Linked DNA regions of Homo sapiens: region 1 is linked to region 2. Evidence: read pairs that join two places in POLR2A ChIA-PET (ENCODE). Cell type or tissue: PC-9. All regions are shown on one strand.

What was found. Peaks named below come from ENCODE experiments on the same cell type or tissue, not always from the same donor. Only the 100,000 strongest peaks of a DNase experiment are listed, where the experiment ranks them.
Region 1: POLR2A ChIA-PET joins it to region 2 with 9 read pairs; 2 of 35 experiments call an interaction of 5 or more read pairs at or near these places.

What each region holds. Positions count from the first base shown.
Region 1 is chr20:25,126,774-25,131,773 of GRCh38, forward strand. No RefSeq gene overlaps it. Among named protein-coding and RNA genes, the nearest start is that of VSX1, 47 kb to the left of the region's middle. In PC-9, no CTCF peak of the experiment used is centred here; no DNase peak of the experiment used is centred here.
Region 2 is chr20:25,370,807-25,375,806 of GRCh38, forward strand. The region is part of intron 1 of ABHD12 (abhydrolase domain containing 12, lysophospholipase); the gene reads right to left. Among named protein-coding and RNA genes, the nearest start is that of ABHD12, 18 kb to the right of the region's middle. In PC-9, no CTCF peak of the experiment used is centred here; a DNase peak (open chromatin) is centred at 1,975.

The sequences.
Region 1 (5,000 bases), 240 kb before region 2:
AAGGTGGCCATGGTGGCAGGGATGGAGCTTACACATGGGCTCAGCAACATGGACTTCCACTCACCAAGGCCAAGCTGGCTACAGCCACTGCTGAGTGCCCAATCTGCCAGCAGCAGAGACTGACACTGAGCCCCCAGTATGATACCATGCCCTGGGGTGATCAGCCAGCTACCTGTGGCAGGTTGATTACAGTGAACAGCTTCCATCATGGAAGGGGCAGGGCAGTGCTTTGATCTTATTGGAATAGACACTTACTCTGAATGTGGATTTATCTTTCCTAAATGTAATGTTTCTGCCCAAACTATCATCAGTACTATGGAATGCCTCATCCATCACCATGGTAGTCCACACAGCATTGCTTCTGATCAAGGGACTCATTTCACAGCAATGAAGTGTGGCAAGGGTCCATGCTCATGGAATTTACTAGTCTTATCATGTTCCCTACCATCCTGAAGAGCTGACTTGAGAGAATGGTGCAATGGCCTTTTAAAGACTCAGTTACAATACCAGCTAGGTGGCAATACCTTGCAGGGCTAGGACAAGGTTCTCCATGAGGCTGTATATGTTTTGAATCAGCATTCAATATATAGTGCTGTTTCTCCCATAACCAGGATTCCCAGGTCCAGGAATCTAGGGGTAGAAATGGGAGTGGCACCACTCACTATTATCCCCAATAACCCATTAGCAACATTTTTGTTTCCTGTTCCAGCAACTTATGCTCCACTGGCCTAGAAGTCCTAGTTTCAGAGGGAGGACTGCTTCCACCAGGAGACACAGTGATGATTCCATTGAACTGGAAGTTAAGATTGCAACCCTGCCACCTGGGGCTCCTCATGCCTCTAAATCAACAAGCAAAGAAGGGAGTTACTCTGCTGATTGATCCAGACCACCAAGGAGAAATTAGACTGCTACTTCACAATGGAGTCAAGAAAGAGAATGTCTGGAATACATGCAATCCCTTAGGAAATCTCTTAGTGTTACCGTGTTCTGTGATCAAAGTCATTGGAAAACTACAACAACCCAAGCCAGGCAGGACTACTAATGGCCCAGACCCTCAGAAATAAAGGTTTCAGTCACTGCACCAGATAAAGCGTCACCAGCTGAGATACTTGCTGAGGGCAAAGGGAATACAGAATGGGTAGTGAAAGCAGTTAGCTATGAATACCAGCTATAACCACATGACAGTTACAGAAATAAGGGCTGTAATTGTTGTATTTCTCCCTCATTGTATGTTATGAACAGATCTGTGTGTGTGTGTATACGTGTGTGTGAAGCAAATGTCTGTTTTATTACCCTTCTTATCCCCTTATCATGTAAACAAGCTGTATTGATTTTATATCATAGTGTTTAAGTATTGTTAACTTTTTATCTTAGATTGGGCTGCATAACAAATTATAGCTGAGTGACTTAAATAACATTTTATAAACCATCGGCTGAGTGACTTAAGAAACATTTATTCCTCACAGTTCTGGAGGCTAAGTCCAAGATCCAGGCACCAGCAGATCTGGCATCCGGTGAGGGCCTGCTTCCTGGTTTGCAGCTGACCATCTTCACATTGTATCCTCCCTGGCTGAGAGCAGAGAGGAAGTGAGTTCTCTCATGTCTGTTCTTGTAGGGCACTAATCACATTCACAAGGGCTCCACCCTCATGATCTAATCACCTCCTAATTCCATTACATTGGAGGTTAGGACTTCAACCTATAGATTTTGGGGGGACACATTCAGTCCATAACAACTAAGTTACAGAATATCAAGAAATCCTGCCTTGATCTTTCCATGACCAGCCCCGCTCTGAAGTGCTCAGTCAACGTTAGCATACAAAAAGACATCACTTTGGAGATTCCAAGGATTTTAGGAGTTGTATGCCAGGAAATAGGACAAAGACCAAATATATATATATTTCACAATATCACATGTACACTTATAATAAATTTTATGGTATGTGGATTATACCTCAATTAAGCTGTTTTTTCTTTTAAAGGCCAAAACATGTTTGGATGTAACCCAAAACGTCAGGACTTCAGGTGCCTCCTGACCCTGACCACGGCTGGCACCTTTTCTTCCTCCTGCGTCGTGTCCTGCGCTCTGTGTTGAAACTGGGTTCCCATTAATTATTAATTTTTCTCCAGAGAATACTTGTTAAAGAAGAATTAATGCTATTGTTTTAGAGCAAATGCTGCCCAAATACTGTCTTTAGTAGAATTGTAATCAGCTTTACCCACTTTCCATCTAATCTGATTGAATCAGATTTTCTACAAAATCTTTTTTTTATTTTGTTGCTATTAAAAGGTCACCTATTTGATCTGCCTCAAACTCTAAGTTCTTGGGATTCATTTATAATTACAAGTTCACAGATGACCTAACCAGGGATTGAATTACAATACTTTTAATTAAAATAGAAAAAAGGGAGGGGAGAGAGGTGGACATTCGCCATAGTGGAATTTGGGGGAATGCTGGGTGCTGCTTGGCTGAATCTATTTTAGCCTGTCTTCTCTAGCCCCTGGTTAGAAGTCTGTTCACCATAATGCCTTCTGACCCTCTGCACTTACTCCATCATAATTATCCTTTAATACTCTTATAAATGAACTTTTAGCTTATCTTCCATTAATTCTCCAGAATAAGCAAAGCCATCTAAATAAAGTGTTTAACCCTTTCCTGGCCTTCCCTTTCCCAGGGATCTGTGGAAAGTTGCTAGGAAGGGAAATTCATTACCCTCCTGTGTAGAAGTGAACTTGAATCAGTCACCTGTCTCTTCTCCCGACCACAAGTGAGGCTCACAGGTTGCATGTGGAGTGAAGTGGGTACCCCAAGGCCTCTTGGCATCAGGCATGGGAAGAACACAGCTGCCCCAAGGATGAGAAACACCCAGGGCACCGTAGGAGTCCAGGTGCTTGGCGTGGAGCACTCGTGGCCTTTGCGGCATTGTGTGGTCCCCAGGACGCACTGGCCAGGAATGGTGGTCCACAGAGGACTGGGGCCTGCTCTCATCCTCATACTGTGTGGGGAAGCTCCACCTTGGGAGCCAAGCAGCTCAGTGGGGGCAGGACAAGAGCTCCAGGCCAGGCCGATGTGAGGGTCCAATCTCCACCCTGCCACTTCGTGGCTGTGTCCTTGGGCAACTAACTTGGCCCCCTCAGTCAGTTTCCTTGTCTGTAAAATGGAAATGGGCTTAGTGCATATTCCACAGGGGTGCGGTGAGACCTAAAGGAACAAAGGCAGCTAGAGCTCAGTACAAGACCAGTAAAATCCCCTGCATGGTGCTATCGGGCCGAGCCTTGCCTGCCCTACTCACCTGCACGCCCTGGTGGTGCTTCCTGCAAACGCCTGTAAATGGGATTTTTGGCCTGAGAGCCCACAAGCTCACGTGGCAGCTAGGAGTGCCAGAGAGTGAATGCCTGGCCCTCAGGTGCACATCCCTCATCCCTCAGGTGGACGCCCCTCAGAGGGACAACCTTCAGGTGGGACTCCCCTCAGGTGGATTCCCCTCAGATGGATTCTCCTCAGGTGGATGCCCCTCAGGTGGATTCCCCTCAGGTGGATGCCCCTCAGGTGGATTCCCCTCAGGTGGATTCCCCTCAGGTGGATGCCCCTCAGGTGGATTCCCCTCAGGTGGATGCCCCTCAGGTGGATTCCCCTCAGGTGAATGCTCCTCAGGTGTGTGTCCCTCAGGTGGATGCCCCTCAGGTGGACTCCCCTCAGGTGGACTCCCCTCAGGTGGATTCCCCTCAGGTGGATTCCCCTCAGGTGGACTCCCATCAGGTGGACACCCCTCAGGTGGATTCCCCTCAGGTCTGTGCCCCTCAGGTGGATTCCCCTCAGGTGGAGTCCCCTCAGGTGGAGTCCCCTCAGGTGGACACTCATCAGGTGGATTCCCATCAGGTGTCTGTCCCTCAGGTGGACGCCCCTCAGGTGGACACTCATCAGGTGGACACCCCTCAGGTGAGATTCCCCTTAGGTGGATGCCCCTCACGTGGGATTCCCCTTGGGTTTGTGCTCAGTCTCCAGAGTCCCCAGAGCTCCCTGTTGGGATGAGGCCCTGGTCGCCTACCACAGTCACTTGCAGAATGATGCTGGTATTGGTTCCTCCTCCCCTGCCTGCCTCAGTTTCCAGTCCCTTATTAGAGTTTCCTGCAGTCACCAAGAAATGATTAGCTATGTCCGTTTTGTCCCTACCCCATCCCCACTTAGCACCAAAGCTGGGCTGTGGTCAGCTGCCTCCACTCTGTTTTCCAGCTTCATGTTTGGGTTGCAGCTCCCTTCCCGGCCACCAGTCGACCACCTCTGGTCAAACCATACCAACAGGTGAGCTGCCCTGCACATTGGGAAGACTGCAATCATCACCAACCATCTTATTCAGGTGGGCTTTTCCCAAGTAGATGCAGCCACTGTCTAACCAGTGTCTTCACCACCTCTGAACTCCACGGAGCTCCCACACCGTGCTCAACCTTCAGGAGTTTTTTTAATGCCAGTTCATATTCCCTGCCCCCAGGAAGTTGGAGAAACAAAAATGAGTTGCATCTCTGTAGGGTCAGCCAGAATGGACATCATGGTTTGGAGTCCACAGAAGCAAAGCCAAGTCGGGGATTCATGTGCATGTGGTTTATTGGAGGGTGCTCACCAGAAGAGAGGGAAAGGAGGAGGCAGGGACTTTGTATCCCACCCACGCACCTCTCCACCCACCCCTCCTGGCACTCAGAGGCCACAGGCAGTTGGAGAGGTAGAAATTGCAGCTCTGGGCCAGGCAGTTTCTGCTCCCAGAGGGGTCCAGAAGCAGGTGGCAGGAGTGAGGCCTGAGCCCCCACAGCACCTGGGAAGGACACACCCTTACATGAAAAGGGGATAGCAGGGTGTCAGAGCAGGGACCAAAGGCACGTGCCATAATGGCCTAAAGATTCAGAGTGTGTCTTAGTCTGTTCAGACTGCTATAACAAATACCTTAGCCTGGGTAATTTACAGACAATACGAATTTATTGCTCACAGTTCTGGAGACTGGGAAAGCC
Region 2 (5,000 bases):
AATCAATGTTATTTTTATTAATTCTTCTTGTGCCTTTATTGACTTTTTTTTTTTTTTTTGGTAGAGACAGGTTTCACCATGTTTCCTAGGCTGGTCTCAAACTCCTGAGCTCAAGCAATCCTCCTTCCTCAGCCTCCCAAAGTACTGGGATTACAGGTGTGAGCCACACACCAGGCCCTTCACCATTTATTTTTAATTGTTCTGCCTCTACTGTTCTACTTCCTCTTCCTTCCCTCCCATCATGAGCAAGCTGCAACTTACCAGAAGCTATTTCTGAAAGACACTGGGGAGTCCAGGAAGAACGAGAGTGATCAGCTAATTAGGAAGATTCCTACTTTAAAGGAGAGACCACAGACTGAGACACTGGACTGGTGGTCACGGTTCCTACACAAAAGGCCCCCAAGGAGTGTCTATGTCCCCTCTCGTCCCCATGGGCAATGCCTACATTGGGGTGTGGGACACTGGTACCAAGCCGCTCTATCAGGATGGTAGCCCTGCACTGGATTTCACTGTGGCTGGCCCTTAGAACACTGTTTACAACCTGGAGGCAGCAGCAGGCTCTAATGCACAGAAATGCCTGATTTTTTAAAAACCAAAACACCTGGTTATAAAACGCTTAGTAACCATCTTGACTGCTTCATCTTCAACCCTATTCATCTCTCTTCAGAAGTGATTCCTCCCAACATAACCCTCCCCGCTTCCTGACACTCCCCAAAGAACTGGTTCCTAGATTTTTGTTTCATGAACTAATAAAATGTTCTATAAAATGGGGACTGACCTAATATTGCCGGGTTTTTATTTTGCCAAGTAAGGATCTCAGAAACTTGATAGAAAGGCCACTGTCTCAGGGTTCAATCATTATACAAAGTTAGCTTCATGCCAGTTCTCTACATTTATTTTCTCATTTCCCTTCCTCACAGTAAAAAAGTAGTCCAAAATACTGTGGATCCCAAGCTGGTCTCGAACTCCTTGGACTCAAGTGACCTGCCTGCCCCAGTCTCCCAAACTGCTGGGCTTGCAGGCATAAGCCACAGTGCCTGGTCCCCTAGATTTTTAATGTGAAAGCTAAAGTCATCAATTGAAGATCTTTCTTTTTTACTATAGGCATTCAGTGCTATATTTTCACTTTCCTCAAGCATGCTTTCGGGGCATACGTGTGTCTTCCTTTTCATTCCATGTGAGCTACTTTGTAATTTCACTTGTTGTTTTTTTAGAGAGGGGATCTTTCTCTGTCACCTAGGCTGGAGTGCAGTGGCATGCTCATAGCTCTCTGAAGCCCCAAATTCCTGGGTTCAAGCGATCCCACCATCTTGATCTCCCAAAGTGCTGGGATTATAGGTATGAGCCAGCACACCTGGGTGTTAACATTTCTTAAAGCATGGGTCTGCTGATGATGAATTATCTCAGCCTCTTCTTTTTTTTTTTTTAAGAAACAAGATCTTACTCTGTCACCTGCGCTTAAGTGCAGTCTCCACCTCCTGGCCTTAAGTGATCCTCCTGCCTCCCAAGTAGCTAGGACCACAGGTGCACACCACCATGCTCAGCTAATCTTTGACTTTTCGTAAAGATGGAGTCTATAAAACATAGCCAGTTTGGCTATGTTTCCCAGGCTGGACTGGAACTCCTGGGCTCAAGTGATCCTTCCATCTTGGCCTCCCAAAGTGTTTGGATTACAGGCGTGAGCCACCACACCTGGCCCTCTTTCAGCTTTTTTATATCTGAAAACTTCACTATTTTGCCTTTGAAGATATTTGGGGTGGGAGGAATGACAACATAAAAAGTTATTTTCACCTGGTCAAGAATTTTGGACGGATAGCTTTTTCTTTCAGTACAGTCATGCAAACTGCATAATAGCATTTCAGCCAACAGTGGACCACTTATACAATGGTTGTCCCATATGATTATAATAGAACTAAAAAATTCCTATTGCCTAATGTCATGGCTGTAGCGTCACAGTGAAAAGCATTACTCACATTTGTGGTGATGTGGTATAAACAAACCACTGCAAGTTGTATAAAAATGTATATTCATGTCCTAAGCCTTCACATTCACTCACCACTCACTCACTGACTCACCCAGAGCAACCTCCAGTCCTGCAGGCTCCAATCATGGTAAGTGCCCTATACTGTACTGTTTTTTATCTTTTATATTGTATTTTCACTGTACCTTTTCTATGTGTAGATACACAAATACTTAACATTGTGTCACAACTGCCTACAGGACTCAGTACAGTATCATGCTGTGCAGGTTTGCAGCCTAGGAGCAATAGGCCTTACCACATAGCCCAGGCGTGTAATAGGCCGTACCATCTATGTTTGTGTAAATACACTCTGATCTTCGCGTGACAATGCACTTGCCTAACACCACATTGCTCAGAAGGTGTACCTGTTATTGAGTGACATTACTATATTGAGTGACATTACTACATGGCATGACAGCGTCAAAGATGTTGCTTCAAGGCCAGGCGCAGTGACTCAAACCTGTAATCCCAGCATTTTGGGAAGCCGGGGCGGGTGGATCACCTGAGGTCAGGAGTTCAAGACCGGCCTGGCCAACATGGTAAAACTCTGTATCTACTAAAAATACAAAAATCAGCCGGGTGTGGTGGCGGGCACCTGTAATCCTGGCTACTTGGGGGGCTGAGGCAGGAGAATTGCTTGAATCCGGAAGATGAAGGTTGCAGTGAGCAGAGATTGTGCCACTGTGCTCCAGCCTGGGATACAGACTGAGACACCGTCTCAAAAAAAAAAATTAAAAAAATAAAGACGTTGCTTCACTGAATTCTTACTTACTTTTCTTTTAAGAAAACTTCTTTGCCCATATCTTTGTTCCTGTGTGCACAGTATGTCTTTTTTCCTCTGGTTGGTTTGAAGGTTTTTTTTTTCTTTATCACTGATTTTGAGCAATTTGATTACGAAGTGCCTTGGTATACTGCTTCATGTTTCTTATGCAGGAGATTAATTAAGCTTCTTAGCAGTGGGTTTACAGTTTTCACCAAGCTTGTAAAGTTTCTGGCCACTATTTCTTCAAATATTTTTTCTCTCCTTTCTCCTCTTCTTTGAGGACTTTAATTATCAGTATAATAGGCTACCTGAAGTTGTCCCATAGCATAGTGATGCATTTATTTATTTATTTATTGACAGGGTCTCACTCTGTTGCCCAGACCAGAGTGTAGTGGCTTGATCATGGCTCATGCAGTCTTGACCTCCCAGGCTCAAGCAATCCTCCCACCTTAGCCTCCCAATTAGTTGTAATCAAAGGCATGCACACCACGCCTGGCTAATTGTTCAATTTTTTTCTTTTTTGATGAGGTCTCCCTTTGTTGCCCAGGCTGGTCTCAGATTCCTGGGCTCAAGTGATCCTCCTTCTTTATCCTCCCAAAGTGCTAGGATTACAGGTGTGCTGGGATTACACACATGGTCGGAGTACAGGTGTGTGCCACCACACCTGGCCTAGTAATGATGCTTTTGAAAATCTGTTTGGTTCTCTTTTCCCCAGGTTTCATGTTGAATAGTTGAGCTCTTTCTTTAGCAGTGTTTAATCTGCCCTTCAATGTAATTCCCTTCAGTGTAAACTTTACCTCACACATTATGGTTTTCATCTTCAGAAATTCAATTTGGGTAATTTTCAGATTTTCCATGACTCTCCACTTAACTTCTAGAACATATGGAATACAATTACAGTAAGTTTGTTTGTTTGTTTTTGAGATGGAATTTCGCTCTTGTTGCCCAGGCTGGAGTGCAGTGGCACGATCTCAGCTCACTGCAACCTCCGCCTCCCAGGTTCAAGTGATTCTCCTGCCTCAGCCTCCCGAGTAGCTGGGATTACAGGCATGTGCCACCACACCCGGCTAATTTTGTAATTTTAGTAGAGACAGGACACAGGGTTTCTCCATGTTGGTCAGGCTGGTCTCAAACTCCTTACCTCAGGTGATCCTCCCGCCTCGGCCTCCCAAAGTGCTGGGATTACAGGTGTGAGCCACCACGCCCAGCCTACAGTGTTTTAATGTGCTTCTCTTCAACACTAACGTGCGTGTCAGTACTCAGTCGGTTTTCATTGATTATTCTCTTCATTATATACACATCATAGTTTCCTCCCACTCTGCATGCCTGTGCTATGGGCTGAATAATGTCCCCTCAAAATTTGTATGTTGAAGTCTTAACCCCTAGCACTTCAGAATATGACTGTATTTAGAGAGAGGGTCTTAAGGAGGTAATTATGCTAAAATGAGGTCATCAGGGTGGACCCTAATCCACTATGACTCAGCTTTGTAAGAAGAAATGCAGAAAGAGCCACACACAGAGGTTAGACCATATGAAGACACATGGAGAAGGTGGTCATCTACAGGCAAAGCAGAGGGGCCTCATGAGAAACCAGCCCTGCTGACACCTCCATCTTGGACTTCTGGCCTCTGGAATCGAGAGAAAATAAACTTCTGCCATTTAAGTCACCTGGTCTGTGTTACTTTGTTATGGTAGCCCTCACAAACCCATACACCTGGAATTTCCCACTACTGAAGCATGCTGTTCCTGAATGTTCTACCAGTAAATTATAATCTTGCTCTAAGTAGCAGGGACTGTATCTTCTGATCTTTTCAGACAGTTCTTTCCCCAGCCACAGAGAGTTTCCTCACACACGTGTGCTGATCAAGGGGACCCTCTGCAGACCCCAGGGTCTCTCTCTGTGTTGCTCTCTCCTCTCTGGTACTCTGTCCTATAAACTCTAGCCACATTGGTCTCTCCAGATTCTCAGCTCCACACCCACAACCCTGGGAGTCCACGTGGCTCCCCTCCCTGTGCCATGGCGTGGAAGCTCTCTCAAGGAGATCAGCTAGGGTACTGTAGGGCTCACTTCCTTTGTCTGTCACTTCTCCGAGTTTACTGTCCTTTGTTGCTTGGTGCCCAGTGTTTTAAAAATTGTTTCGTGTATGTTGTCGTTTTTGTTGTGGCTGCTATTTGGGTTATTTCCGGGTAAATTCAGCCACCTTGGTCAGTAGTGGA